2 separate regions of the Homo sapiens genome follow, and region 1 is linked to region 2. Evidence: read pairs that join two places in POLR2A ChIA-PET (ENCODE). Cell type or tissue: B cell. All regions are shown on one strand. Region 1 overlaps STIM2 (stromal interaction molecule 2). Region 2 overlaps SEL1L3 (SEL1L family member 3).

The links. ChIA-PET counts read pairs that join two places held together with the same protein. Peaks named below come from ENCODE experiments on the same cell type or tissue, not always from the same donor. Only the 100,000 strongest peaks of a DNase experiment are listed, where the experiment ranks them.
Region 1: POLR2A ChIA-PET joins it to region 2 with 8 read pairs; 1 of 35 experiments calls an interaction of 5 or more read pairs at or near these places.

Annotation. Positions count from the first base shown.
Region 1 is chr4:26,866,507-26,871,506 of GRCh38, forward strand. The region is part of intron 1 of STIM2 (stromal interaction molecule 2); the gene reads left to right. Among named protein-coding and RNA genes, the nearest start is that of STIM2, 8.2 kb to the left of the region's middle. In B cell, no CTCF peak of the experiment used is centred here; no DNase peak of the experiment used is centred here; H3K27ac peaks cover 1,038 bases.
Region 2 is chr4:25,748,290-25,753,289 of GRCh38, forward strand. SEL1L3 (SEL1L family member 3) reads right to left here. Exons shown (of 24, transcript NM_015187.5): 24 at 1-275. The coding sequence ends at 136. Among named protein-coding and RNA genes, the nearest start is that of SLC34A2, 95 kb to the left of the region's middle. In B cell, no CTCF peak of the experiment used is centred here; a DNase peak (open chromatin) is centred at 2,982; H3K27ac peaks cover 1,331 bases.

The sequences.
Region 1 (5,000 bases), 1.1 Mb after region 2:
ACTTCTTGTGGAGATAAGTGAAAAGGCTTTCTGGGAGGAGGCATATGCAAGAATAGGGGATAAATACTTTTCTTTAGAGTTAAGTATAAGGTATATGTAGAGTAGTGGGGAATGCAAGAAGGAAGAAGATTGGGGCCAAATTATCAAGAGCTTTACAGTCCCCTAGTGTATTCAGTATGTATCAAAATGTCAGCACATTTAAAACTGGGGTACTCGGCTGTATACTGGCAAGAATGAGACATCCAGGACAAATATGGTACCTTTTCTTGGCATATCCATTTTATTAGATTATTTGAGAGATATAAAACTATTTGAAGGTTTCTAAATATGCACGTTAGGGAAAATGTACATATATTTTAATTTTTAAGGTAAAAGGCATTTTGAACTTTCAGAGTGTTTTGTTAATAAACTCTTGAAGTTGCAAATCTATATCCTGTCATTAGGAGGTGAGAGGCATTGTGGTTTTTGAAGATGGGGGTGACATGTCCTTTGTGTTTGAGAAAGCTAATTCTGGGTGGATGGCAATGAGGAGATAACAGAGATAAGGATATCAGTTAGGAAACTATTTAGAAGGAGAGGTCTTGAGAATTCTAATTATGGAGTGGCTATGAAAATGTTTAGATGAAATTTTATAAAATCGACTTTATTCTTAGCTTAGGAATCTGGCTATTTATATGAAGTTTAAGATATAAAAATTACCTTTAGCATTAAGCATACAGAATTTATAGAATGATTTAAATTAGTATAAGCCCTTGAAAAATCCAAGAAGAAACACACTATTTGTGATAGAGAATCTTCTTTATTTCAAATGTGCCTATTTCTTAATATAAAGATTAGTTTTTAAAAAAATATAATCGGGCTTATGTGATGATTTACAAAGTTGTCGACAGAAAAACAGTTGCAAATGTATTTGCCAGTTGTTTGACAAATAAAACCAAACAACTTTTGATATCCAAAGACAATATATTTGCCATAAAATGCTTATATAAAGCTTTTAGAATTCCATGTATAAAAAGGATAAGTGTTTCCAGATTAAACTAAAGTTATAAGTCAAGAGTCGAAGTCTCTCCGACCCCTTAGCTATGAATAACAATATTTCAGACTACTGGCATATTACTTGTTTCAATATTAACTCCTAAATTTCATTGTTGTGTGAATTTCAAGCTTAATCTATAGATGATGATTTCTAATGCCAAATCTAAAAGGTTTGTTCTGTTCTTTAGCTATCTAGATCTTTATATTAGTATACATTGGATATTCAGTCTTTCTTGACACTGTCTAATTCTACCTTCTGTAACTGTTTTCCTTGACTGGTTTCATTGTTGCTGATTTTAAGGGTGGTTCCCTCTTAAGTCTCTGTTCTCAGCCTCCTCTTCCTCTAGTCTAGCTGAACATTTCCTCCTCAGAGAACTTCATTACTAGGAAAGTTCTAAATTGGGGGTAGGGAACCCCAGGCCAATGATTGATTTGATTTTTGGCTTTATTTCCTTTGGCCCTTGGTGTGCTATAGCACAAGCATCATGGCTGCAGTCCCGAGAGTAATTTCCTTTCTACTAGGCTTTGTCAGCCATATCCTTTAAAGTGAAACAATTTCAGGATTAAGGCTAGGAGCAGTTGCAGAATGTTTAATAATGTCTATTCAGTGTTTTCATAAGATAGTGGTAACTCCCCTCCAGTACACACAGGCTGATTGGAGCCACAGAGCCTGGCAAGCGCAGTTTACTTGGACTAACATTCATCTCAGAGCCCAAGTACCTGTATCTGTCCAAGTGTTTCTTTTTGCGTATGGATTTGTTTTTTTGTGTGCTTATGGATCTTGACCTCTGTGTAACTTTTTTCTCTAGTCATTTTCATTTTCTCTACCTCTTTTTGATCTTCCTAAACTTGACATTATATGGAACTGAAACACCTCAAAAACTGTTTTGTTTAATTAAGTGCTGGGATTTTAATTTAAAAAATGCTTGAAATGAATATCTCATTTATGTGATTACAGAATACTAAACAGCCTTATCATAAGCAGCCTCATCAAAACCCCCTAGGGTAGTGAAAGTGATTTGTAGTTTCTTACAATATTCTCAATAAGTAAAAAGGCTTTTTAAACCCTTGTTTGAAGTTTTTGTCTCCTACTCAGCACACTGCAAGTTGCACAGGCCCATGTTTTCTATTACTGTCTTTTTTTTCTTTTTTAAAAAATCTGATGTTGGATAACTAGATAATCTTAATCCCCCTTCTTTATTCCTATTGTCCAGCAATACATCTCTAACGTTTTCATTAATGACGTGTATGTAATTTTTGCTCTGTTTCCCTGATGCCTTGAACCATTGTCATGTTTAGCTCTTATTTCTGCTTTGCCACACATATTCAGACTGTATTAATCCTCGCCGTTTCTTTCTTCTGGGTACCACATTAAGAAAGAAAAGCTAAAGTGCAATTATAGGTACCCCTGGCTATTTTTGAATTTGCATTTGTAACTATACCCTCTGATGTTTATTCCGTGTTTGTTTGGGGTCGTACGCTGTAGCTTATGCCTGTAATCCCAGCACTTTTCGAGGCCAAGATGGGCAGATCACTTGAGCCCAGGACTTCGAGACCAGTCTGGGCAACACGGTGAAATCCCATCTCCTCAAAAAATACAAAAAAATTAGCTGGGCGTGATGATGTGCGCCTGTATTCCTGGCTACTCAGGAGGCTGAAATGGGAGAATCACCTGAGCCTGGGGGAAGTTAAGTCTGCAGCAAGCCCTGATCAGGCCACTGCACTCTGGCCTGGACGGCGGAGTGAGACCCTGTCTCCAAAAAAAAAAAAAAAAAAAAAGGAAGAAAAAAGTTTGTTTGGTTCTAGGTCTGTTACATATGGGTCCTAAAAAGAACTATAGAGGGTTAAAGTGAGAAAGCCAGTCGTTGGTGAATATGTCTGTGTGTGCATAGAGTTTTAAACATTATTTAGTGACTGTTTTGTGCCAGCTATGGTATGAGTAACTGGAAATATAAAGATGCTGAAATTGACTATTTAAAAACATTTATGTATTTATTTATTTTTAGAGATGTGGTCTCACTCTGTTGCCCAGGCTGGAGTGCAGTGACATGATCATAGCTCACTGCAGCCTCAAACTCCTGGACTCAATCAATCTTCCCGCCTTAGCCTCCCAGGCTGTGAGGCACCACAGATGGCTAATTAAAAAAAACTTTTTAAAATGTAAACCTGAAAATTGCCTGAGAGTGGATTGCATAATCTAAAAATATGAAAATATGTATAAATATTTTGTTTCTTAAAAGGCCACTGCTGTGGTAGCTTATCTAGTATCCTTGCTACATTTACTGAAAATATATGTTAGAGATATCTGCACTGCTATGTTCTTTTCAGCATTTTTCACAATAGCCAAGATATGGAAACAACCTTAACGTTCATCAATGAATGCATAAAGAAAATGTGATACATACGCACTTGCACCATGAAATATTATTCAGCATTAAAAAAGAAGAAAATCCTGCCATTTGCGGCAACATGGATGAACGTGGAGGACATTATGCTAAGTGAAGTAACGCAGCCATAGAAAGACAAATACTGCATGGAATCTGAAAATATCAAACTTACAGAGTAGAATGGTGGTTACCAGGGGCTAGGGAAAGGAGTAAATGGAGAGATGTTGAAACTTCAAGTACAAAGATTCAGTTATGCAACATAAATAAGTTCGGAGATCTAATGTACAACAGTGTGACTGTAGTTAATAGTGTCATATACTGTAATTGACATTTGTGAAGAGGGTAGACCTTAAAAGTTCTTAACACACCAAAAAAAAAAAAAAGGTAAGGATGTGATGTGATGGATTATGTGAATTAGCTTCATTGTGGTGAATATTTCATAATGTATGCATATATCAGATCAAATTGTATACCTTAAATATATCTACTTTTTGTCATTATGCCTTACTGAAGTTATAACAAAATATATGTTAGAATATTTAATGGAAGTTTTTGTTATACATTTGCAGTATTAAAAAATAAGTCTCCCTTCCCCCTTCTTTGGAACAAAGTATAATTATAAATAACTATAATTTAAAAAATTTTTAACTGATATATGATAGATGTACATGTTTTCAGGTATCATTCCTTTTTCACTCTTTTGTATACTTTATTAAAAAACAAGCAAGCAAACAAAAAATTTCAGTGAGTCCCATGTGCCAGACACCAGTTGGGTGTTTGGAATTTCAAGATCAGTAAGATATTCACCCTAGCTTGTAGTCTACTAGAAGGCATACCCACTTAAAGGGTGATGATACATTGTGATAAGGGTAAAAGGGCCTAAGGCTATGTGCTGTATTTTACTGAATTGCAAAGATGGAGTTACTAATTTTGATGTGGAGATGCAGGTTATTAGTAGGTTATTAGTGAATCCTTTTTTTTTTTTTTTAAATATCCAGAGTAGGAAGTATGTGCCGAGAATGTATGAGTTTGTCAGACAGAGAAAGGCATGGTGGAAAACCATAGGTGTGAAGTGAGGAAGCTGGGTGGGGAGTGAGATTATTATAGGCATTGACATTTGAGAATGCTAAATGTGGTTGTGAATTACCAAATACCCAGGATGACAGAGTCAATGCTGGGCCTGTTCGCAGTGCAGCAGCATCCATATTTGCATGTGGGATTTAAATTTTTGCCAGGCATTTTGTATGTTTCATCCAATTTAATCCTTAGAGAATCCCTGTGAGGTTATCTCCATGAGTTAGTACATATAACAGAAATTTAGGATTGCTCTCAAATAGTTCGTACTTTAAAAAACCCCCCTGTGCCAAGGATCTTTATGTTAAAGCATAAGGTATATATGGAGTTGAATCAGGAAATGAGGCTGGAGAAGTAGCAGATACAAACATTGTGATTAATGTTACATTGTAGATCTTTATTGTCCAATGGCCTTATGAGTTTCTCCTTCATTTACTTCTGGTAAATAACAAAATTTTGCTATTAAATATTCTGAAATCTTGGAATATGACTCCTATAAAATAT
Region 2 (5,000 bases):
GACACCAATTGCAAAATTTGCATCCAGTTGACAAGACATTTAAGGTGTTTATCAGGATCATGCCCTGGCCCCAGCTTCCCAATACCAGCTGTTGAAAAGATTCTCTCTCATCTGGAGAGAACTGGAGTGCACAGTTCACCCACGTGGCTCCGGGTTATTAGTTACTGTGGGCTGGTCTTGGTCAGAGGCATCTGCAGCTGGAGTCACAGCTGGACTTGCAGTGGACGTGGCAGTGTCTGGGGAGGCCTGGGATGGTCTTGGAGGGGGATCGCTTGCTGCAGAGACACATGCACAACAGGTGCTGAATACTCAAAACAGTGCATTCAGAATGTACAACCACACCTAGAGACTCTGGCAAGCCAGGAGAGATGCATCTAGTCTAATGAACCTGACACTAACTAGCCAGGCAACTCTGGACCCGTTATCTAAGTTTAAGAAGATGCCACCACATGCTGACAATCTGATTTCTAAATAAAAACCCTTCAAGAGTTTCACCTCCAAGTGCCGATGCTCATTCCTAAGGGGACATTCTAGGAAGTTTAAGAATGGGTCCCCAAACTTCTGGCTTTTCTGGATATATGCGGGAATTCTTCGGGCCCCTTCCAGTACCTACAGAAGAGGTCGTGGATTCCAACACTCTTCTGAAAGAATAGGAGAGTGATGGGGAGGGGCAGGATGTTGTAGAATGATGTACCCTTTCTAAGGTCATTAAAGCCACTACTCTGGCAGGTGATCTAGTGATTAGAGCCCCAGTGATGAGGTACAAAGACCATTTTGCAGCAGTCAGGAGAACTGGGTTGGACAAGCCTCATTTATCTGCTGCTAACAAGGGACCTTGGGATAGGTACAGATGGCAGACATTTTGGTTGTAAAATGTTTGAGTCTCCCGGGCCTCGGTTTCATCACTTGTGAATTGAGAGTCTTGGATTAGATGATCTTGAAACCCACTTTGATCCTAAGATTTACCTTCCTGATGATCTCTGAGGAAGTTAATGAAGTACTAAGGCATGTATTTTCAAGCTCAGGGAAATGTTTAAATCACCATGGTAACAAGATAAATCAGCAATGAGTTTTCTGATTTAAAAAAAAAAAGTGCCAATGTGTAAATGTAGAAAGAATGCATAATTAGCATTGCCACCATTTAAATCTTTGGTAAGAGCATAGTAAAAATGTTTGATGTTTCTACAGGAAGTTAGTCATTATCTGTGTGAGGACTCCCCTTCTTCCACTGGGGGGTTTGCAATCACTGCACAAGCCCCCCACAGCCCGGCCTAATTTTAAAGTGGCCTCTTTGTCTCTGCTCATCTGGAATGTGTGCTAATTTTATTATTGGACTAGAATCAAGGTAACCAGGACAATAAGCATGTTGTTTAAAAAATTACAGAGTATATTCCAGAGCCAAATAGGAGTGATTTGTGAATTATTTGCTGCCTGGGGGACCATTTTCTGTACATTAGTGAGAAATATCACGAACTGGCCCAAACTGCAGCCCATGGGCCAAACGTAGTCATTGCTTGTTTTTGTACGGCTCGTGGTTTAAAAAACAGTTTTTACAATTTTACACAGTTGAACAGAAAAAGAGTAATATTTCGCGACATGTGAAAAATATATGAAATTCAAATTTTGCATCCATAGTAAAGATTTATTAGAAACCCAGCCACAGGCCGGGCGCCGTGGCTCACGCCTGTAATCCCAGCACTTCGGGAGGCCCGGACGGCCGGATAACCTGAGGTCAGGAGTTTGAGACCAGGCTGGCCAACATGGTGAAACCCTCTCTCTACTAAAAATACAAAAATTAGCCGGGCGTGGTGGCACGTGCCTGTAATCCCAGCTACTCGGAAGGCTAAAGCCGGAGAATTGCTTGAACCTGGGAGGCCGGAGGTTGTGGTGAGCTGAGATCTTGTCACTGCACACCAGCCTGGGCGACAGAGCGAGACTCCATCTCAAAAAAAAAAAAAAAAAAAAAGAAAGAAAAAAGAAACCCAGCCACAATGGCTGCTTTTCAGCTACCGGCTGAGTGGAGTAGTTGTGACCAAGACAGCCCCGAGGGCCCAAAATATTTATTATCTGGTCCTTTACAGAAAAAGTTTGCTGATCTCTGCTGTTAGGAAGAACATCTGCTTGCCGACTGACCAGATGGAAGCAAAAAAGAAAGAATACGTGGGACTATGTTGGATTCACATGTGAAATGAGAGAATGTTTGCACAAAGGAGGTATACAGGGGAAAACCCTAGAAATTGTATGCTATAAGTAAGATCATGCCTACTTCATCTGGGCCTCTGGATCTAGCAGGGACCAGATTTGTGTCACTGAAACACTCTTCAGGAGTGGAGATACTGGTAAGATGTCAAGCTAATGAGACAGGACAGAGTACAACCTCCTCATGAAATCTCTCTGACTATAAGGCTACTGCTTTCTTCATAAGCACTACTTTGTGACATTTTACTATAATTTTAGTAGAAACCTCATTAGCTGGAAATGTAGATGACAGGAAACAGCAGGAAAAGGTTTAATTAATCTTATACATATCACCATACTCTTTTTAAAAGAACATTAGGCTAACCACTTAGCTGGAAGGAATGAGTTGTCTTAAATTATAAATGTATTGAATAGGCTGACGTTGGTTTAAAACGTTACCTAGTTGTACCGAGGAGCTAGCAGTTCTGCAAATCTTGCTCTATATGGTGTATTCTATTGAGACATAAAGTTGACATGATACTAGTAAGACAGGGCTCTTTCTTTGAAATAGTGACTTCTATTTTCCACTTCTGTTCTTGCCTTTAGCTTCCTTCAGGCAGCTGACGGTCAGGCTCTGTGATTTTTTGGTCTCAGGGGAGGTTTGTGGCCAGGCAGAAGTGGAGATGGCTCCAGACATATACTTTGGGATTTTTTGTTTTTCAAAAGCCTGATCCATTAAGGCAATTATGCTTGGTGTACCCTCCCAAAGAGTGGACAAGGAGAGTGCTTTTGAGATGCAACAGGTGAGGAAAGGAGCTTTTTGGAGTCCTTGGGTTGTACCCACAGTACCCTTGGGTGCCCCATCAGCAATCAGAAATGAAGACTTGGGAGAAGAAGGGCTAATGACGCTTGGCTTTGGCAAAGATGACGGAGTTCCCAGGTGACCCAGAAGCTGCAAAGCCAATGGACCTAGGGGAACAGTGTAGGCCCAGGGTGATGTGTGTTCTGCTATCAGGCTGGTGACTATCTGAGTGACCCTAGGACCACCCAGACCCAGGGACCTTTCCACCACCGTGGGAGGTATAAGCAGCAAGAAAGACTGAGCTGCCTGGTGGAATGCGAGCCAGGAGTCAAACACAAGTTCCCTTGAAGGAAAGAATACATATATTTATATGTATTCTTTATATATATAAATAAATATATGTTCTTTATATATAAGTATATATTCTTTATATATATAAGTATATATGATGAAGATCAAGACATTGACTAATCTATTGAAAGTATCAATTGAGCTATCTTGGTATTTTTTATTGATCAGTCAATGTTTTTGTTGAAATGCTTTAAAAAATAGTTGAATGGGCTGGGCACGGTGGCTCACGCCTGTAATCCCAGCACTTTGGGAGGCCAAGGCAGGCAGATCACGAGGACATGAATTGGAGACCAGCCTAACCAACATGGTGAAACCCTGTCTCTACTAAAAATACAAAATTTAGCTGGGTGTGGTGGCGTGCATCTGTAATCTCAGCTACTCAGGAGGCTGAGGCAGGAGAATCGCTTGAACCCGGGAGGCGGAGGTTGCAGTGAGCCGAGATCATGCTACTGCACTCCAGCTTGGGCGACAGAGTAAGACTCCATCTCAAAAAAAAAAAAAAAATAGTTGAATGGGCAAGGTGCGGTGGCTAACGCCTGTAATCCCAATACTTTGGGAGGCTGAGTCGGGCGGATCACTTGAGGTCAGGAGTTCAAGACCAGCACAGCCAACATGGTGAAACCCAGTCTCTACTAAAAATACAAAAATTAGCTTGGTGTGGTGGCAGGTGCCTGTAGTCCCAGCTACTCAGGAGGCTGAGGCAGGAGAATGGCATGAACCCCGGAGGCGGTGGTTGCAGTGAGCCGAGATAGCGCCACTGCACTCCAGCCTGGGCAATAGGGTGAGACTCCATCTCCGAAAAAAAAAAAAAAAAAAAAGTTGAATGTTTTAGAAAGAGTCCTAACAGCAAAGAAAAACATACTAGGCTTTGGTCATTATGTCTGTTTCTGAGGTAAATCAAGCTATTTATGTGTGGGTATTACCTAGTGTCAGCATGCTTTAATTACAGGTCCAGTGCCCCAGAGGACATACTCCTTGAGAACTACCAGCTAACATTTGTGGTTTTGTTTTGTTTTTGAGACAGAGTTTCACTCTTGTTGCCCAGGCAGGAGTGCAATGGAGCAATCTGGGCTCTCTGCAGCCTCTGCCTCCCAGCTTCAGGTGATTCTCCTGCCTCAGCCTCCCAAGCAGCTGGAATTACAGGCATGCACCACCATGCCCCGCTAATTTTTGTATTTTTAGTAGAGATGGGGTTTCACCATGTTGGTCAGATTGGTCTAAAACTCCTGATCTTAGGTGATCTGCCTGCCTTGGCCTCCCAAAGTGCTAGGCGTGAGCCACTGCGCCCAGCCCATTTGTGGAGTTTTAAACACTTTACATTGTGTTACCTCATTTGGTTATCTCAACTACAACAGGCAGTGGATGTACTACTATTTCTGCTATTTACGGAAGAGGGAACTGAGGCACAGATAGGCTCCTTCCTTTGCCCAAGGTCACATAGCTAGCTACTGGCAGGGCCAGAATCTTAGCAGTGTGCCTCCCACACCGATGCTGTTAACCACCGTCCTGCGCGGCTAGCCTTCTGAATGCAGGACAATTTAATGTGGCAAATGCCATGATGTGTCAACTATATATCACAGAGCATATAAACTCAGGAGGAAAATGAAGGTAGTTGGAGCTGAACGCAAAATGGATGGACAGCTCAACTGCAAGTCTTGACTATAAATCA